Linked DNA regions of Homo sapiens: region 2 is linked to region 1. A link is an interaction called in ENCODE POLR2A ChIA-PET data of the cell type or tissue named here. Cell type or tissue: GM12878. All regions are shown on one strand.

Region 1 (5,000 bases):
CTACAGCAACAGACCAGTCTGTGGGTTCCAGAGTGCAGATTATCAGGCCTGCTGAACAACTCCCCGGCTGATCTCAGATGCAGAGAAGGGACAGCTGTACAGCGGATGTTGTCATCAAAGGTGTCTGAAGCAGGGTATATCTGCAACCAGGCCCTACCTACCATGACTGGAGTAAGGCGCTTGGCTCTAGAGACAGCCTCTCTGGGGGACAGTCCACTAGCCCATGCTAAGGCCACTGTGAGTGACCTATAATGTGACTGAAATGCTAATATTTTATTTAGAGCCTCTACAGATGGTATATTCAAATTTTGAAACAATCATTTCAATATTAGTCTCATCATCTCTATTTCATGATCAGTTCGGTTATTCCTAAACCAGCATCCTATCAAAGACAAGAATATCACTTAACTACGGAGTGGGCCTGGAAACTTTAAGATTTAGGGATCCCTTGGTGATAGCTGGTGATCCCTAGAAAGCTGGTGAAATCTGGATAAGACTGGTGGATTGCACCAATGTTCATTTCCTAGTTGTGATACTGTCTGTAGTAGTGCAAGATGCTGCTGTTGGGGGAAACTGGGTGTAAGGTGCAGGGAATCCCCGCGTTATTTCTTACAACTGCATGTGAAGCTATAATCATCTCAAAACAAAAGTTTGTTTTTTTGTTTTTTTGTTTTTAACCAGTATTTTTAAAAACTGTGGCTTTTATTTACCAGGTCCATTGTTGACAGAAAAGAGGACTTTTGAGTTCTAAGGGGCCAAATTTGGGATTCTCAGAGCACTGCATTTTTACTCTGAGAAAGGTAAGATAAAAGATAGGACTTAGGCTTGGTTTCCTGCCACATGGAGAAATTAAATTGTTCTCCTATGCTAAAGGGAAAAGCTTGGAGGGCAAAATGAAGATGGAAAAGAAATAATGAGTGTCTCTGAGAGGGGCTTAAATCCTCAGAGTAGGGTGATAAAATGAGACAGTTTTTAGGCCATGTCAGCAGAACATACCTAGATCTTCCGGTCTGGGACCCTGGAGGTGGCACTCTGTAGATTCCCCTCACCAACTCTGGGTGTTCACAGCAAGGCAGGGGAGGGTTAGGCAGAGAGGGCCTGATGTAGACCCTTCTATTCTCTGGCACCAATGGGACGTGAGAGCCTGGAAACTTCCCCTGAGGCCCTTTGAGGCCCTTTCCCCCTCGCCCCTGAGACGAGGTCAGCCAGGCTCCCTGGGTGCAATCACCATGCATTGTTCCCAGGCAGGGCAAGCAGGCCAGGTGACACCAGGTACAGGCAATTCACAGCAGCCTGTACCCAATGAATCATCAGCAAAGAATGACCACAGGAGGCCAGAGGAGCAGACAGGTGCCCAAAAGCCCAGAGATGCCCTCCAAGGCACCCAACACCCAGGGAGAAGGCCAGGAGAAAGGGCAGGGGAAGAATCATGATTTAGTTTGAATCTTGAAATTATCTGAGTGAAAATGACAGGCATAGGCAAGCTGAGATTAATGAAAGAAAATGAAAATTGTATTTCTGCACATCTAAATTATTATGCCAAAACTTTACATCTACTACAGGAATGAGCAAGAGAAAGGTGAAAAATGAGGCCTTTTGTCCCTGGCTTTTGGCCCCACAGAGTTTGCACCCTCACTCTGGGAGAGAAAGAATGGACCCACTGGACATAAGTGTGCTTGCTCAAAATCAATGTACCCTCCGAAATAATTCAGGAAACAACTCTTGACTGACAACCACATTGTTTGTGGCTGTCCCCCAAAATGCTTTAATGAATGTTTTAGAAATGCACATGAATGAAATCAATTAAGTGGTAAGAGCCCTGTAATTACCCATGTTGGCACCTTTCTTTGGCAACTGAGCGGCTCATTTCAGTTAATGATTTCCTAATTAGTAATATTTAACTTGGCTCCCATCTCCCAGCCTCTCCTCCTCTTAGCAGCAGGCTGTGTCACACGCTGAGGCTCACCTGCTTAGAGACCTTGGCCCAGGTTTTCTTCAGCCTGTAGATGGCACTTCTGTTTAAGGCCGAGGTGATCTCCAGCACGCCGTTGTAGTTGTGCAGGCATCGGCAGATGTCCGCCACTGCCACCCATTTCTCGATGGCGTTGGCACGGGAGCTGACATCAGCATAGTTCATTATCTGGGAGGCCACCAGGTTACTCATCTGAGACAATCAAAAAGCCCCGAAAGGCAGTCTAAGAGCCCCAAGCAGTGCATTTAGGCAAAATATGTAAATTATCTGCAGACCTGTCAGGAAGGCAGGGTGTTGAGTAGCTTGAAGATCATATTCTACATTTAGATACCAACTTTCTAAAGAGACTAAAGTCTATAAGAATAAACTAATGAGCATCTGTTTGTCCTTTGAGTGAACACAGGGGTTATCTGGATTCCCGCTTGTTGAGGGAAGAGATGATTTTGTTCCTCAGCAATTTTGATGGTGTCATTTCTAATAATTACTGAGGAAATGGGACAGAATAACCTAACGCCTGCGGAAAGGCAATGTCTGTAGATCATGGATGTCACTCCCTGGGGCCTTTCCCTTTACTCCTTGGCCCCCAACAGTGTGTGATTACTCACTCTGAGAAGCCACAGTTATCACAGAGAAAGAAAAAAACACTTGCCCCCAGTTAGATCAAATTCTGAGCTGATTAACTCTCAAACCAGAATCACTTGGCTGCAAGGAAAAGAACATTTTCTTCATCTTATTCTTCACCAGCAGTTAAAAGGACCTATAGTTTTGAGGCTAAGTACCGTAATTTTATTACTTAAAGCCAGTTTAAGAAGCTCAGCTCTTGTAATATGGAGAGGAAAAAAAAAGTGAAATGAGATTACCGTATTAACAAAGGGAATATAGGGCGTGTAATCTTATATCCATACACCAAGTCTGATGGATTCACCCATTCTTTGATGATTCTGAAGACACTTAAGATCTCATAGTGCCTCAACACCATCACTGTGGAAATTCGCTAAAGCACCTACTGCAGTGCTGTTCACTGAGTGCCTGCGCATCCTTAGCGTGAGGAGAGGAATTATTTGGAATCCAGTTTGTCCTGGGAAGAAGTGGTTTTGTTAATCAGTAATTTCGATGAAGAAGTTCTTGCCAATAACTATTGAGGAAATGGGATAGAATAGATTCTTTTAGGTGCTGGGAACAGAAAGACAAATAAATCCATCCCTGACCTTAAGGCAATCTGAGCCTAGGTAGGTGGGAAGGGGAGGGTCGCAGATACATAAACAGGTAAATGCCATGCAGCGAAACACAAAGTTGAGTCTATTCACGGTGGGGTTTGGGAATACACAGGCAGCATGGGGCATCTGGTCTAGTACAGAGGAGGCTTCTAGGAAGAGGTCACGCCTGCACTGAGTCTTTTTTTTTTTTTTTTCTGGAGACAGGATCTTGCTCTATTGCCCCAGGTGGAATACAGTGGCATGATTACAGCTCACCGGAGCCTCGATGTCCAGGGCTCAAGCGATCCTCTCACCTCAGCCTCCCAAGTAGCTGGGACCACAGGTGTGCACTACCATGCCTGGCTAATTTTTTGTATTTATAAAGACAGGGTCTCACTATGTTGCCCAGGCTGGTCTTGAACTCCTGGGCTAAAGCAATCCTCCCAGCTCGGCCTCCCAAAGTGCTGGGATTACAGGTGTGAGCTACAGTCTCCAGCCTTGCATTGAGTCTTAAAGGATCTAAGTATGAGAGCAAGGGGACAGAGGTGGGAGGGATGGTGTAATGGAGGACCTGGCAGCCATCTGAGGGGCACAAGGACTGGGAGAGGCAAGGGTGACAGATGGGCTGTGCTCTTGTATGACAGGTTGGGACCATATCCCTAAGGTAAGGGGAAGCCACTGACAGATTTTTGTCAAAGGGAGGTAGATAATTAGATTGACCTTTCAGAGAAGTCATTCCTGTGCCACTGCATGCAGGATGGTTTAAGGTACATGGCTGTGCTTTGGTCTAGGATAGGCCAAGGTGGACATCCGGGCCAGAGGGACTCAGTGAGTTTAGAGCACAGGTGTATAACTCCACTTGTGATCACAGCCATGTAGCCATAACACGGAAGGCCATCACTTGGCTCTAAGCCACTATTGTCTGTAAAAGGTATAATTGCCCTGTTGACACTGTACAGGAGCTCATGCCCAGAGAAAGAGTTAAGCTGCTGACCCTGAAGGCAAGTGAGAGCTGGCCACACAGCTGTGCGCGGGAGCGACTGGCTCAAGCAGCTGAGACAGAAGAGACAGCGTAAGAGAGCTGCTGATGAAAGAGCTGCTAATGAGACAGCTGCTGATGAGAGCGCCCGCTGAACAAAATCATCTTTCACCTACCTACGGCCCCCTACGTGTTCTTTCAGGCATCCACCCACTCCCCTCAGACCTCAGCATGGGCTGGAACCTGACTCTGAACCTAACAGATGGATTGGAGGGCAGTGAGGTTGCAGGGGAGAGATGAGTCAGGAGCTCCTGGAGAGACAAGGTAAAAGGCCACATCAAGGTGGTGGCAGCGGGGAAGGCAGGGTGGGGAAGAGCCTGAGATATATGTAGATTTAGAGTTTGCAAATATGTTGGGCAGTGGTAAGGGTGAGCTGGTAAGGGAGAAGATGACGTCTAGATCCTGTGCTTGGGTGAGTGAGTGTATGGTGAGGCCACTACCCAAGACTGAGAACAGAGAGGACAATGAAGAAGCAGGCTTGGCGGCTCTGGGGTGCAGATGAAAGGTTCCATCTGTAATTGTCAAGAATGCAATGTAGCAGTCGTCCCAGCAGAGGAGACATGTGGGTCTGGAGCCTGGGATCGAACCTCTCTTTGAGTGTCCATTATATCCCCTGTGTTGGTTCACCACAGGTAACAGAGGTTTGCTTCCCACAGCAGGGAATCTGTTTCTCAGGGCAGGCACTAGATGGGCCATGCCCTTGTCCTTTAGGCAGCAGCGGCACTGAAGCTCATTGTGTGGTAGCATTCACACAGCATCCACGTGCTTTGGGGAAAGCCTGCATGAAACACTG
Region 2 (5,000 bases), 380 kb after region 1:
GGAAGTAGCAATGCTGAATACACACTGAAGAAATACTGGCTCATGAACCAGTCATCAAGGCTACTGGGGAAGTATGCATTTATAATTGTGGGAACTGTTTATTGATAAACGTATTTCCTGTTAATTTCCTTTAAGAAATGTATAGTTTATTTATTCTAGCTTGATTACTAGAAAACAACTGAATAACATCTTATACCTGGCTTTATATCATAATTCAATTCTTATTTTCTCTCTGATCCAGAGTCTTTGATACCATTCTCTTCTCTTATTATTCTGCTATGTTGTAAATATCTCAGTAAAGTGCCTAAGATGGCTGGGCGCAGTGGCTCACGCCTAAAATCAGTTTTAGAAGCAAGACAAGATATACATTAACAAGAAAGTTTGGCTGTGCGAGGTGGCTCACGCCTGTAATCCCAGCACTTTGGGAGGCTGACGTGGGCGGATCATGAGGTCAAGTGATCGAGACCATCCTGGCCAACATGGTGAAACCCCATCTCTACTAAAAATACAAAAATTAGCTGGGTGTGGTGGCACGCTCCTGTAGTCCCAGCTACTCAGGAGGCTGAGGCAGGAGACTCACTTGAACCCGGGAGGTGGAGGTTGCAGTGAGCCGAGATGGTGCCACTGCACTCCAGCCTGGCGACAGAGCGAGACTCCATCTCAAAACAAAAAAACAAAAAAATAAATAAAGTTTATAGTTTTTATTAAATCAACAATCATTTATAAGACATACTATACTAGACAATGATGTTAAAATATGTTAGAGATTTAGGGAATTCCACAGCATATGTTATTATTATCAAGCTGTCTGTATTTACAGTCAAATGTAGTAAAAAATGAAAAATCCATTCTTTAGGTTTCATCTTAAAGTTAGTTTGCCCTGAGTAGACAGAAGGTTACAGTTATGTGATTAAGGAAAAAAAAAATCACTCTGATATTTTTAGGAGTGGCAGCTGACTAATCTTTCTAATCCCCCTACTCCCCTCCTCGCCTATAACCCTTATATAGGTCAACAAAGCTTAATAAAGCATTGTGGAAAAAAGAAATTAGTACTTTTTTGGGTCAGTTTCTAAAATAAAAAACACTTTCATGGAAATTTGAAAAACAGTTTGTTTTTATGAGATCTTACTATTTTGAGATAATATTCTAGATGTCTCTCAGGCAAATGGAGTGGGCTTCTGTCCCTTCAAATCACAATCTCTGGGCCTTTTGCAAGGAAAATGCTAGTATAAGGGAGAAATACTGCAATTAGGAAAAGAGGACTTTTCATATTGAATGATAACTAGAGCTTAAATATTAAAATTGTTAAGTAGAGGCAATGATTATTCCTATTACAACAGTATTATTGGACATACTTCAAGTGCTTTTAAAAATTATGATATATATATATAAAAATAATAAAATTTACCATTTTAGCATTTCTTAGGTACACAGCTCAGTGGTATTAACATCCACAATGTTGTGTAGCCATCACTACTTTCCATTTACAGAATTTTTTTTTTTTTTTAATGGAGTCTTACTCTGTCACCGAGGCTGGAGTGCAGTGGGACAATCTCAGCTTACCACAACCTCTGCCTCCCAGGTTCAAGAGATTCTCCTGCCACAGCCTCCTGAGTAGCTAGGATTGCAGGCTTGCACCACCACCCTGTATAAGTTTTGTATTTTTACTAGAGACAGAGTTTCACCATGTTGGCCAGCCTGGTCTTTAACTCCTGACCTCAGGTTATCTGCCCACCTCAGCCTCCTAAAGTGCTGGGATTATGGCGTGAGCCACCATGCCAGGCCTCCATTTGCAGAACTTTTTCATCAGAAACAGAAAGAGAAACTCTGTATCCATTAAGAGTAACTCTTTACTCTCCCCTTTCCCCATCCTGGAAAACTCTCCCCTTTCCCCATATTTTCTGTCTCTATGAATGTGCTTATTCTAGGCATCTCATATAAGTGGAATATAGATTTATCCTCTAAGTGCTTTGTATGGGAGAGTTTTTTTTGTTTTTTTGTTTTTTTGTTTTTTGAGAAGGAGTCTCGCCTTGTCGCCCAGGCTGGAGTGCAGTGGCGCGATCTCAGCTCACTGCAAGCTCCGCCTCCCGGGTTCACGCCATTCTCCTGCCTCAGCCTCCCGAGTAGCTGGGACTATAGGCGCCCCGCCACCACACCCGGCTAATTTTTTTGTATTTTTAGTAGAGACAGGGTTTCACCGTGTTAGCCAGGATGGTCTCGATCTCCTGACCTCGTGATCCACCCGCCTCGGCCTCCCAAAGTGCTGGGATTACAGGAGTCAGCCACCACGCCCAACCTGGAGAGGTTTTAAGAGTTAGTTTATTTTGTGTGCTTTCTGAAACTGAAGATGTTCCCATTCACTTCAGGTTGCTAAAAACTTTGAACTCTGTCCAAAATGGATGTCTAAGTCAAAGCTTGTTTTTTTTTTTTTTGGATATTACATACATTTTACAAAAGATAGCTAATCTCCTAACTAACAAAGTACTCTAACTTTTAAGAAGGATGGTATAAGGAAGAAAAACACCCCAAAAAACTAAAGTCCAAGTAGAGGAAAGACTGTAAGAGAATACCAATTACTAAAAGATATGTAGGCACCATATGGTATTTAAAAGGCATAAAAAGCGTGAATTAGTAAATCTGTCTTGTATTTAATTAAACATAAACAATAACTCAGAAATGGAATGAAATTACAAATGATTTACCACTACATATGTGCACTTTAAAAAAGCCTGGAAAGCCATCTACCTAAACAACAATGATCTCCAGGTGGTGGAATTACAAGTGATTAAAAAATTTTGAGTTTAAAATTTTGCATAATGAACATGCATTACTTGTGTAATTAGAAAAACAAATGTTATTTTTAAAAATCACAAATGATACATTTAAGAATTATATCGTATCATTCTGTTAAGACAAGGCAGAAATAACTAGCCTTCTTCTAGCAATATGAAAAACATTTATTAGCATAAGTAAAATTACAGACAATCCCTGACTTATTATTTTAAAATTTTATAACGAGCTTACTGGAGTATTAAGTGCATTTTTGATTTATGATGTTTCTGACTTATGATGGGTTTATCAGGGCATAGTCCCATTTTAACTTGAGAAGCATGTGTATTATAATAGAAAAAAAAGTTTCTCTCATATAATCCTTCCTTCTAATGATTGCAATAAGATCACACTACAGTATTTAAAGTTTATTTATAAAAGTTATAATACTAAACTGCACATATAATCAAGCAAAACCCACTGTAGCAATCTTTCAATTTCCGTGGAAACACTGATGAGAATCAAGAGAACAATCCAGAAAAATTCTAAATTTCTACAGGCTCACATGACAGTGTTCCCTGGCCCTGTCTATAAAGCATGTGTAGGACACTTACGAAGGACACAGGTATTTTCCTTCAAAGAAAATCCACACTGTGCTGACTGGGCAACTCATCCTCTAACATAGCTAGTAGTCCACTTTGTGGGAAAGTCCCAAGAACTGCAAAGAAAAATAATTAACAGAGCAAATGATTTCACTCAATGTTAACTATAGCTAGGAAAACTACACATAATTAAGGTTGTCAAAGGAAGATTAATCTGTCATCATGGATAAAATTAATCAGATAAATCAATAAGATGAATACAGGGGAACCCAATATAACCAGAGGCTGCATCCTTATAAACTGCACACATTATAACCTCATGCAAAACAAAATCTCTCTCTGATCCTGTTTTTCTTCCTATAAAATGTTAGAAATTAAAATGCAAACAATGGCTCCTAAATTTGTGCATCAGAGTCACTTGTAGAGATTCTTAAAAATAAGAGTTCAAGGGCAAACCAGAAACAGGAAAGTAAATTAAATCTGAAGTAGGCAGAAGACAATAAATGATGAGATTACAGCAGAAATCAGTGAAATTGGAAATAGAAAATCAATAGAGAAAAATCAACAACACCAAAAGCTAATTCTTTGAAAAGATCAAGAAAATTAATAATTTCTAGCTTGGCTAAGAAAAAAAGAGAGAGGATACAAATTACTAATATTAAAAATAGAAGAGGAGACATCACCACAGATCTCATGGGCATTAAAAAGATAATAAAGGAATACTGTAAAGTGTTATGGCCATAAATTTCATATCCTAGATAAAACAGACTGATTCCTTGAAAGATACAATCTGTCAAAACTCCCACAAAAAGACAGGGACAATCTGAATAGGCCTGTATCTATTAAAGAAATTGAATCAATAAGTATTAACCTTCTAAAATAGAAAACACCAGGCACAAATGGCTTCACTGGTGAATTCTATCAAACATTTAAGGAAGAAATTAGACCAATTCTCTATAATCTGTTTCAGACAATAGAAGCAGAGGGAATACTTCCTGACACATTCTATAAGGCCAGCATTACCTTAATACCAAAACCGGACAAAGGCATTATAAGAAAACTACAGGCCAATATCTCTCATGAACATAGATGCAAAAATCCTCAATAAAATATTAGCAAAATGAATCCAACAATGTATAAAAAGAAAAACAGACCATAACTAAGTAGGACTCATCCTAAGTGTGCAAGACTGGGTGAACATTTGATCACCAGTTAACATAATCCATCACATCAACTGGCTAAAGAAGAAAAATCACATGATCATATCAACAGACGCATAGAAAGCATTTGATAAAATCCGACACCCATTCATGATAAAAACTCTCAGTAAATTAAGAATAGAGGAGAACTTCCTCAACTTGATAAGGAATATTCACAAAAAAACCTATAGCTAACATCATACTTAATGGTGAGAAACTTGAAGCTTTTCCAACTAGGATCAGCCAAAATAGGAAGCTGTCACCTCTTACCACTCCTTTTCAACACTGCAGTGGAAGTACTAGTTAATGCAATAAGACAGGAAAAGGAAATAAACAGTACTTTGGTTCAAATTTTGACCCTTCTGAAATTCAAGTTGAAACTTAATCTCCAATGTAACAGTACTAAGAGGTGGGGCATTTAAGAGGTGAT

What was found. Peaks named below come from ENCODE experiments on the same cell type or tissue, not always from the same donor. Only the 100,000 strongest peaks of a DNase experiment are listed, where the experiment ranks them.
Region 2: POLR2A ChIA-PET joins it to region 1 with 7 read pairs; 2 of 35 experiments call an interaction of 5 or more read pairs at or near these places.

What each region holds. Positions count from the first base shown.
Region 1 is chr5:81,209,530-81,214,529 of GRCh38, reverse strand. RASGRF2 (Ras protein specific guanine nucleotide releasing factor 2) reads right to left here. Exons shown (of 27, transcript NM_006909.3): 23 at 1,967-2,164. It overlaps LOC124901017 (a long non-coding RNA gene), which reads left to right and starts at 3,592. Exons shown (of 2, transcript XR_007058842.1): 1 at 3,592-4,471. RefSeq lists an enhancer at 1,933-1,992. In GM12878, a CTCF peak has its summit at 2,006 (motif pointing right); DNase peaks (open chromatin) are centred at 2,019 and 4,537.
Region 2 is chr5:80,829,124-80,834,123 of GRCh38, reverse strand. All of the region lies in intron 20 of MSH3 (mutS homolog 3), which reads right to left. Among named protein-coding and RNA genes, the nearest start is that of RASGRF2, 130 kb to the left of the region's middle. In GM12878, no CTCF peak of the experiment used is centred here; no DNase peak of the experiment used is centred here.